Regions from separate parts of the Homo sapiens genome. Here region 1 is linked to region 2. Evidence: read pairs that join two places in POLR2A ChIA-PET (ENCODE). Cell type or tissue: PC-3. All regions are shown on one strand. Region 1 has its middle 75 kb from the start of ANGPTL1. Region 2 overlaps ABL2 (ABL proto-oncogene 2, non-receptor tyrosine kinase).

What was found. ChIA-PET counts read pairs that join two places held together with the same protein. Peaks named below come from ENCODE experiments on the same cell type or tissue, not always from the same donor. Only the 100,000 strongest peaks of a DNase experiment are listed, where the experiment ranks them.
Region 1: POLR2A ChIA-PET joins it to region 2 with 35 read pairs; 3 of 35 experiments call an interaction of 5 or more read pairs at or near these places.

Annotation. Positions count from the first base shown.
Region 1 is chr1:178,943,104-178,948,103 of GRCh38, forward strand. No RefSeq gene overlaps it. Among named protein-coding and RNA genes, the nearest start is that of ANGPTL1, 75 kb to the left of the region's middle. RefSeq lists an enhancer at 3,185-3,970. In PC-3, no CTCF peak of the experiment used is centred here; no DNase peak of the experiment used is centred here.
Region 2 is chr1:179,166,854-179,171,853 of GRCh38, forward strand. All of the region lies in intron 1 of ABL2 (ABL proto-oncogene 2, non-receptor tyrosine kinase), which reads right to left. Among named protein-coding and RNA genes, the nearest start is that of ABL2, 60 kb to the right of the region's middle. In PC-3, no CTCF peak of the experiment used is centred here; a DNase peak (open chromatin) is centred at 2,948; H3K27ac peaks cover 756 bases.

The DNA of each region.
Region 1 (5,000 bases), 220 kb before region 2:
ATTCGGGAGATGTTTCTCTGAGGTAGAATGACATTAAAAGGGCCCTGTCCCTGGCACATCTAAAGTGATCCTCACCTGAGCCTTTCATTCAGTCTCACTCAGAGAGGGCTTCTCAGCTACTCTCCACCCAAGCAGGGCCAGAGGTGCACTTTCACTACCCTTTTCCCGAGAAGGTACCAGGGTGGGGGTGGGAGAGACTGGGAGGACTACCCCCCATTCCCCGATTTCTGCTCAGATTATCCTACAAGCTAGAGTGTGAAGCCCTGGGATAGACACTGCCACCACAAGAGCAGAAAGTCATACAGCTGAGCTCAGTAAACTCTTAACCAGCAGCTACCATGTGCCAGATATTATGCTGAGAGCTGATCAGATAGGGATAAATTAGACATGGCTGGCCAGGCGCCTCACGCCTGTAATCCCAGCATTTTGGGAGGTCAAGGCAGGTGGATCACCTGAGGTCAGGAGTTTGAGACCGGCCTGGCCAACATGGTGAAACCCTGTCTCTACTAAAAATACAAAAAATTAGCCGGGTATGGTGGCAGGTGCCTGTAATCCCAGCTACTCCAGAGGCTGAGGCAGGAGAATCGCTTGAACCCAGGAGACAGAGGTTGCAGTGAGCCGAGATTGCACCATTGCACTCCAGCCTGGGCAACAAGAGCAAAACTCCATCTCAAAAACAAAAACAAACAAACAAAAAAATTAGACATGGCTCCTTGACCAGGCAAAAGAATGCACACATATACACAACCAATATGTCCAGAAGATAGTGAAGAGAGGTACAAATCAGGTGCTGTGGAAGTTCAGGAAAGACTGTTTCCAGTTGAGAATTCGAGAAAGGCTTCTTGGAGGAGCTGGCATTATTTTAGCTGGAACTTGAAGTGAGGGTAAAATTGGGGCAGAAAGAATTATTGCTTGAGGGTTTGGGGGGATGGGGTGGTAAAGATAGTAAAGGCTTCTCAAGCTGCAGTATCTGTGATTAGGTTGACTCACATGAAATTGCTGATAGTCTATCGGTATTGACCTACAATAACACCAACTTCAGATGGTCCAACATCATACTTCCTGGGTACAACATGGAAGTGGGAAAACACCACTTGTAGAGAAAAACCCAGGCCAAAGAAGTTCAATGTCTGTCAGCAACTGGTAAACTTACACTAATTTAACCTTTTAATAATGTGTTGACAGAGATTGTCTAGGGATGGCATTTTCTACTTTCTCAAAACAGGACTAGGCCGGGCACAGTGGCTCACGCCTGTAATCCCAGAGCTTTGGGAGGCCAAGGCAAGTGGATCACTTGAGATCAGGAGTTTGAGACCAGCCTGGTCAATATGGTGAAACCCCGTCTCTACTAAAAATACACAAATTAGCTGGGCGTAGTGGCGGGCACCTGTAATTCCAGCTACTCAGGGAGCTGAGGCAGGAGAATCACTTGAAACCGGGAGGCGGAGGTTGCAGTAAGCCGAGATTACGTCACTGCACTCCAGCCTGAGTGACAAAGTGAGACTCCATCTCAAAAAAAAAGGATTGGTGTTATAGTTTGTCTATTGTCCAAAGACCAGTTCTATTAGTCTGTCCTCATGCTGCTAATAAAGACATACCCAAAACTGGGTAATTTATAAAAGAAAGGGGTTTAATCGACTCACAGTTCTACATGGCTCGAGAGGCCTCGCAATCATGGTGGAAGCCAAAGGGGTAGCAAGACATGTCTTATATGGCAGCGGGCAAGAGAGCATGTGTAGGGGAACTCCCCTTTATAAAACCATCAGATCTCGTGAGCCTTATTCACTATGATGAGAACAGCACAGGAAATACCCACCTCCATGATTCACTTACCTCCCACCGGGCCCCTCCCATGACATGTGGGGATTACTACAGTTCAAGGTGAGATTTGGGTAAGGACAGAGAGCCAAACCATATTACCAGTCCAAGTGAGACTTTGCACTTCACAACTGGACTGAATTTACAAGTCACAGGAAGGCAGTATTGTACCCCGAGTCCGAAATATTTGAGTCTACATTCCAACACCACTGCATATGAACTGTGTGATCAGCTTCATAACTTTCTGAGGCTTGGTTTTCTCACCTGGAAAATGATGACAAAAATAATACTTCCCTTCCTCACAACGTAGTTGAAATGATTAAATGAGATGGTGCCTGTACACTGCTTAACACAATGCTGGCCTATAGGCAGCACCCAGTAGCTGTTTGCAGGGTCATCATTTATGTCAAGAGCACAATGAGCACTGAGGGATGACCCCATGTCCACGAGTCACAAAAAGAGTTGCATCTTTGCGTCTTAGAGCCATAGTGTGTTTCGATGGAGGCAGCAGGACGGTCGCCTATTTGAGCACCTATTTTAGTCTTAAGTAGAAAAGGGAGAAAGAAGATACAAGAAAATATGTGATGCTTGAGTTTCTCAGGTTAGAAGGACAAGAAGCTCCACATGATCCCATTCAGCCATTTAGTTGCTTTCAGCCTCAGAGCAAACCTTCTAAGGAATTTCATATTCCCAGGTCTCTCCTGGCAGGCACGCCTGGCTCAGAGGTAGATTTTTTTTTTTTTTTTTTTTTTTGAGCAAAAGGGTTTCTGCAAGGTACCAAGTCAACCACCCTGGAGTGGTTCCCAGGAAAGCAGTGGTGATGGCTTGGGCACCAGAGGCTCGGGAAAAACAGGTGCTCGGCTTTCCAGGAAAAGAAATCTTGGCCACTCAGAGGGGAATCTGAAACCAGAGAGGTAAGGTAGCTGAAGCGCATGTCCCAACCAAGCCTGGGACGGGCCAGGCACCTGGGCAGGACTCCTCTCTGCTGCACCAGGCGGGCGTGGACGCTTACTTTCTTGGTTCCCGAAGCACTCTCCTGCTGGGGATGGCGACAGTGACCACCCTTAGGAAGACTGGCTTGCATCAGTACGGATTTTTAAGCAATACACAGCATTCTAAAGTCAATAGGGTTTGTGATGGGCGCTGCTCCGAGTAAGGAAGCGGGTGTGAGGGCACAGTCTCTGGCAGCCCCTCCTGACTGCTGCCTGTCCTTGGTGAACCGAGGGGAGGCAGGGCGTGCAGGGGCCGGCTCTGTCTTTCGGTTCCCAGGGCTGACTCAGCAGGCATCTTCCCCTGTGTTTCTCTTCATCTTCCCTCCCCTCCCTTCTAACAGGAGTTGGTGGAGCTGAGGGCAGGGACAAGTTTTAAATGCTCTGGGATGGCGCCGTCTTTGGGAAAAGAGAGCCTTGTAAAAGCCCCGAGAGCAGTTCTCTCTGCAGCCCTAAAAATTTTCCCTGCAGCTTGAATTTTTCATTCAAGTCACCATTTCCAGTCCTGCCGACAAGTCAGAAAATGGCTCTGACCGGGAGCAACAGCAGAGACAGAGGGCGGCCCAGAGACAGCGTGGTCTGATGCAGGGACACCTTGGAGCCATCCCAGAGCCCTGGGGACCAGTTCACGCTGTGATATTGGTTCCTCCCTCCACAATAGAGGCAGGCGCAGGCCAGAAATCCTGCCACACCGGAGTGGAGCTTCAGGCCTCAGCACATGAGGGGTCTTCTCTTTAATTCCCTGTCATCCGCACGCGCCCCCTGCTGCCCCTCACCTCGCCTCATCCAGGGAAGCTCTGCAGACTTTTCCCTCTAACTTCAAAGACGGCATCAGCCGCCACTTGGTCCCACCATGACTGTCCTTGAGGCACAAAACTACCAGGAGAGATTAGTTCTGCAGAAGCTGAGAGAGGGTCCGGTCCACACCAGGCTCTCCTCATTCAGAAATGAGTGAATGTGCAGGCCCAACTCAAGGACCTCAAACTGTAGGGGAGAGGATGGGAGGGGAGCACAAGGAGGGGCCCCATGGGGTCAGACACCTTTTCCTAAGGTGTTCAAGCACTGTCTGTGCTGGCAGCAGCCCCAGGAGGTGATATTTCAGTTGAAAACTGGAAAGGAGCCAGGGTAAGGGCAGTGTATTTGCAGAAGACCAGGAGGTAGAAATTGTGACTGCTTTGGCATCTGGGTGAAAACAGGAAGTAACACAAAATGAGCCTGGAAAAAGGATGGGAGCAAGATCAGAAATGGACTCACGGTTGGGCACAGTGGCTCACGCCTGTAGTCCCAGCAGTTTGGGAGGCCAAAGTTGGAGGATTGCTTGAGGCCAGGAGTTTGAGACCAGCCTGGGCAACATAGCAAGACCCCATCTCTACAAAAAAAAAAGTTTTAAATTAGTGAGGTGTGGTGGCACATGCCTATAGTCCTAGCTACTCCAGAGGCTGAGGTGGGAGGACTGCTTGAGACAAGAAGTTTGAGGCTACAGTGAGCTCAAACAGTAGAGTACAGTAGAGCCACTGTACTCTAGCCTGAGTGACAGAGCGAGACCCTATCTCTAAAAAGGGAGAAAAAAAAGAAAAGAAATGGCCTCATATGTGGTGGTGTGCTGGTCAATGTTTAACAGGCTGTGGACAGGGGGTGGGGGGGGCGAGTGCTGATTTGTAATGTTTGTACCAGTTTCTGTGGTGTTAATATTAGAATACCTCCCATTGTGGTTGACTTCACTCTACCAATGGTTTAATATCTGGCTCACCAAAATTCCTGCAAATTTAACAATCAACTTGCAAGCTGATAAGGGCTGGCTCGAACACGCCTGCATCATATGTCACCTGTTACCTTTTCACCCACTTCCTTGTCACAACATCCCTAAGCAGTCCTTGGAGGGAGGGGAACCACATTAATGAAGTCACTTCAGGCTGTTGCCACAAGTATCTCAGTCTCACTCACCTCCCCCTGCCCATGGCTGTTCCTTCTTTCTGTCCCTCATGGATGCAGGCATGGACATTTTTCCTGGAGTTTCATAAAAACCACTCACGTAAGGCATTTATAGTGTAGCCAACTTATAAAAACAAAGAAGGTTCACATCACAGCAATGCTACTCACATCAAATGAAATATTAAACACCCTATTAAATTTTTCCTTGGCCATTGACACAATCCTGGGCTTTGATCTTCTGCCATATTGCTTTTCCCCCAT
Region 2 (5,000 bases):
ATTATGTTACCCCACTTGGAATGGCTGCTATTAAAAAGACAAAAAATAACAGATGCTGGTAAGAATGCAGAGAAAAGGGAAATCTCATATGCTGTTGGTGGGAATGTAAATTAGTACAGCTACTATGAAAAACAGTTGGAGATTTCTCAAAAAATTAAAAATAGAACTACCACACGATCCTGCAATCCCACTACTAGGTATTAATCCAAAGGAAAAGAAATTAGTATATCAAAAGACTACCTGCATTCACGTTTGTTTCAGCATTATACACAATAGGAAAGATATGGAATTAACCTAAGTGTCTATAAATCAACAAATGGATAGAGAAAATGTGGTGTATATACCACATATACACAAGGGAAATCTATTTGGCCATAAAAAAAGAATGAAATCATGTCATCTGCAGCAACACGGATGGAACTGAGGGTCATTATGTTAAGTGAAATAAACCAGGCACAAAAAGACAAATACCACATGTTCTCGCTTTTATGTGACAGTTGATCTCATGGAGCGAGAGTATAAAATTATAGATGGCTGAAAAGAGTGGGAGGTGGGAATGAAGAGAGATTAATGGGTATAAACTTAACTGTAAGAAGATTAAAAATTCTAATGTTCATTAACAGAGTGAAGTAAGTTCTAATGTTCATTGACAGAGTGGAGTGACTATAGTTAGAAACAACGTATTTTACATTTCTAGGTAGCTAGAAAAGAGGATCTGAAATGTTCCCAACACATAGAAATGATAAATACCCAAGGTGATGGACACCCCAAATACTCTGACTTAACCATTACTCATTCTATGCATGTAACAAATAATCACATATACCCAATAAATGTAAAAATATGTAGCAATTAAACATTTTTTTAAAAACAGAAATACAGGCTGGGCACCAAGGTGGGAAGATCACTTGAGGCCAAGAGTTCAAGACCAGCCTGGCCAACATGGCAAAACTCAGTCTCTACTAAAAAATACAAAACTCTGCGGGGTGTGGTGGCAGGCGCCAGTAATCCCAGCTACTCAGGAGACTGAGGCAGGAGAAACTTTAACCCGGGAGGCAGAGGTTGCAATGAGCCGAGATCGTGCCACTGCACTCCAGCCTGGGTGACACAGCAAGACTCCATCTCAAAAACAAACAAACAACAACAACAACAAATTAAAAGAGAAATACAAATCCAAATAAAAACAGAGATAAGTTACAAATTCAGCTGTTAAAGAAGAGCTTGTTCATGTATATTTTTAAATAGATAATGGTAAGTAACAAATTCCTGCAATATTAGGTTCCTGGATACATTTAAAATAATGCTGATGCAGTTCCATTTTAAAATGACATTACAGTTGTCCCACGGTTTCCACAGGGACCCCTAGCAGATACCAAAATCCACAGATCTTTAAGTCCTTTATATAAAATAGCATGGTATTTGCACATAACCTATGCACATCTTCTGATATACTTTTAGTCATCTCTAGATTACTGATAATATCTAATACAATGTAAATTCTACATAAATAGTTGTTATACTGTATTTGTTATTTTTTTTTTCCGTTGTATATTTTTTATTGTTTTTTGTCCCTCAAATATTCTCAATCTGTGCTTGGCTGAATCCAACCAAGATGCAGAACCTGGAGATGTGAAGGACTGACTGTATTTATAACACAACAAAAATGATAGAATTAGCACTTTTTAAAACTTGTAGTGAAAAAGGTTTTAGATGTCACCCAAAGCTCTTAGATGCTCTTGCAAAGCATGTGCAACAGAGTAGATAGCTATTTTCTTTTTGTGTACAGTTCTATGAATTTTAATACATGCACAGATTTATGGACTCACCACCTGCTTGTACAGGACACAGAGTAGATACATGACCCTCGTGCTATCCCTTTAGAGTCACATCCTCTTCCCACATACACAGCTTTCAGAAATTTTTTAAGGAAGTATGTGAACAAAAAAGGAATAAGGACACTGCTATATGACACTAACTAGCATGACTTCGTAGTCCAATTTCTAAGGCTTTAAATTTTCAATGAAATTCTAGTTCATTTACTAATATAAATAATGCCAAAAATATCCGATAAGCAACTCACAGTGCCTTGCAGTCAAGACTTGCATTTCTCCACAATATCCACAGAGGATGATATAGTCTAATTTCATCTGGACACTACCTTCATCTTTAGACAGAATGGTTAGTAATATTGGAGAGTGTTAAAAGACCCCAGAATTAGAATTTTCTCCCATTTTCTGCTTGCCTAATTCTTTCAGAGAGTTGAGAGTTAGAAATGAAAATCATAAAATAGAAATGAAATATCAGTGTAACACAAACAGGAGTAAACCCTTTTGCCCAAAAATGGGGTTTTAATAGTCTTTCACCAGGCATACCACCACTATGAGAAACAATAACAGTTGAAGACTAAGAGACTGGCCGGGTGCGGTGGCTCACGCCTGTAATGCCAGCACTTTGGGAGGCCGAGGCGGGCAGATCACAAGGTCAGGAGATCGAGACCATCCTGGCTAACACAGTGAAACCCGGTCTCTACAAAAAATACAAAAAATTAGCTGGGCGTGGTGGCGGGCACCTGTAGTCCCAGCTACTCGGGAGGCTGAGGCAGGAGAATAGCATGAACCCGGGAGGCAGAGCTTGCAGTGAGCCAAGATTGAACCACTGCACTCCAGCCTGGGCGACAGAGCAAGACCCCATCTCAAAATAAAAAAAAAAAAAGACTAAGAGACATTAAACAGGTATGAGAAACATAAGTGGGGAAAGTCAAATACAGGAAATAACCTGAGGTAGTTCTTGTTGAATTATTTAAGAACAAAATTTTAATTCTATCCAACTCTATAGAAAAGCCTATGTCTTTATCCATTTTCACTGCAATAACATAATGCCACAGATTGGGTAATTTTTAAAGAATGTAGGGCTGACACAATGACTCATGCTTGTAATCCCAATACTTTGGGAGGCTGAGTTGAGGCCAGAAGTTTAAGACCAGCCTGAACAACAAAAAAGTGAGATCTCTATAAAACATTAAAAAATTGGCTGGGCAGAGTTACATGTGCCTATAGTCCCAGCTACTCGGGAGGCTGAAGTGGCAGGAGCTTGAGTCCAGGATTTTAAGGCTGCAGTGAGCTATCATCACCACACTGCACTCCAGCCTGGGTGACAGAGAGATTCTGTCTCAAAAAACAACAACAACAACGACAACAACAAAACATGTTTATTTGGCTCACAGTTCTAGAGACTAGGAGTCCAAGGGCATAGCACCAACATCTGGTGAAGGTCATCCCATGGCAGGAGGCATCATATGGTGAGAAAGCATACTCAACAGTACTCATCCTTTTATCTGGAGCCAACTTCTGAAATAACTAACCCACTCCCCCATGATAATGAGATTAATCCATTCATGAGGGTGGAGCCCTCATGACCTAATTACCTCTTAAAAAGATCCCACCTCCTACTACTTTTTCAATAGCAATTACGTTTCCAACATGCAAGCTTTGGGGGACATAATCAAACTATGGCAACCTGGTAACAAAGGAAGATTATTTTAGTCATTGTGACCAAACATTAAAGAATGCTTTTTTTTTTTTGAGTCAGACTCTTATTCTGTCACCCAGGCTGGAGTGCAGTAGCGCAATCTAGGCTCACTGCAACCTCTGCCTCCCGTGTTAAAGCGATTCCCCTGCCTCAGCTTCCCGAGTAGCTCGGATTACAGGCCCACGTCACCATGCCCAGCTAATTTTTGTATTTGTATTTATTTATTTATTTTGAGAGGGAGTCTCGCTCTGTCACCCAGCTGGAGTGCAGTGGCACGATCTCAGGTCACCGCAACCTCCACCTCCAGGGTTCAAGCAATTCTCCTGCTTCAGCCTCCCGAGTAGCTGGGATTACAGGCACCTGCCACCATGCCTGGCTAATTTTTGTATTTTTAGTAGAGACAGGGTTTCACCATGTTGGCCAGTCTGGTCTCAAACTCCTGACCTCAGGTGATCTGCCCGCCTCGGCCTCCCAAAATGCTGGGATTACAGGCAGGAGCCACTGCGCTCAGCCTAATTTTTGTATTTTTTAGTAGAGACAGGGTTTCACCATGTTGGCCAGGCTACTCTCAAACTCCTGACCAAAATGTTGGGATTACAGGCGTGAGCCACCTCATCTGGCAATAATACCTTTCTTAAAAAAATAATAATAATCCCCAACGTAGTTGTATTTAGAATTAAATGAAAAGTGGGAACTTAAATAATCTGTATTAGCATAATTAATAAAAACAGAAATCCTCATTCACTGAAAAAACTCTGAGCAACTATTCTTACCAGGAGGCTGCAGTTCTGATATGACTGGTGATTGCCTTTATAACTATTGGCCGTCTGTGCAAAATCACACTGATGATTTTACTAACCTATTAATAACAATATGCCAGATTTTATACCCCACTTATAGTAGGATTTTACTGTTAGCTAGATACTAATGGGAATACAAAACCAAAAGACACAGAGACTCTCCTTTCAAGGAGCTTAATATCTACATTAGAGATTTCGCTAGAACAAGTTCATTTTACACTGTTATGAAATAAATTATAGTATGTAATTAATTATGCTACATGTAGGTATTAAAAAATATAAATAAAATTCTGTAAGGAACTCTGTGAAACCTCAAAGAATGACTTTTAAAGACACAGGGTCTCACTGTCACCCAGCTTCAGTGCAGTGGCACCATCATAGCTCAGGTTGGAGTACAGTGGCATGATCATGGCTTACTGCAGCCTCAAACTCCAAGGCTCCAGCAATCCTCCCGCCCCAGCCTCCCAAGTAGTTGGGACTATAGGCACTTGCCACCATGCCCAGCTAACTATTTTATGTTTTTGTAGAGATGGGGTCTCACTCTGTTGTCCAAACCCTTTGCCTCAAGCAATCCTCCCACCTTGGCCTCCCAGTGCTGGGATTACAGACATGAGCCACCATGACTAGCCTGACTTTTCATGTCCATGTTTTCATGTATCCAGGAAACTCTAG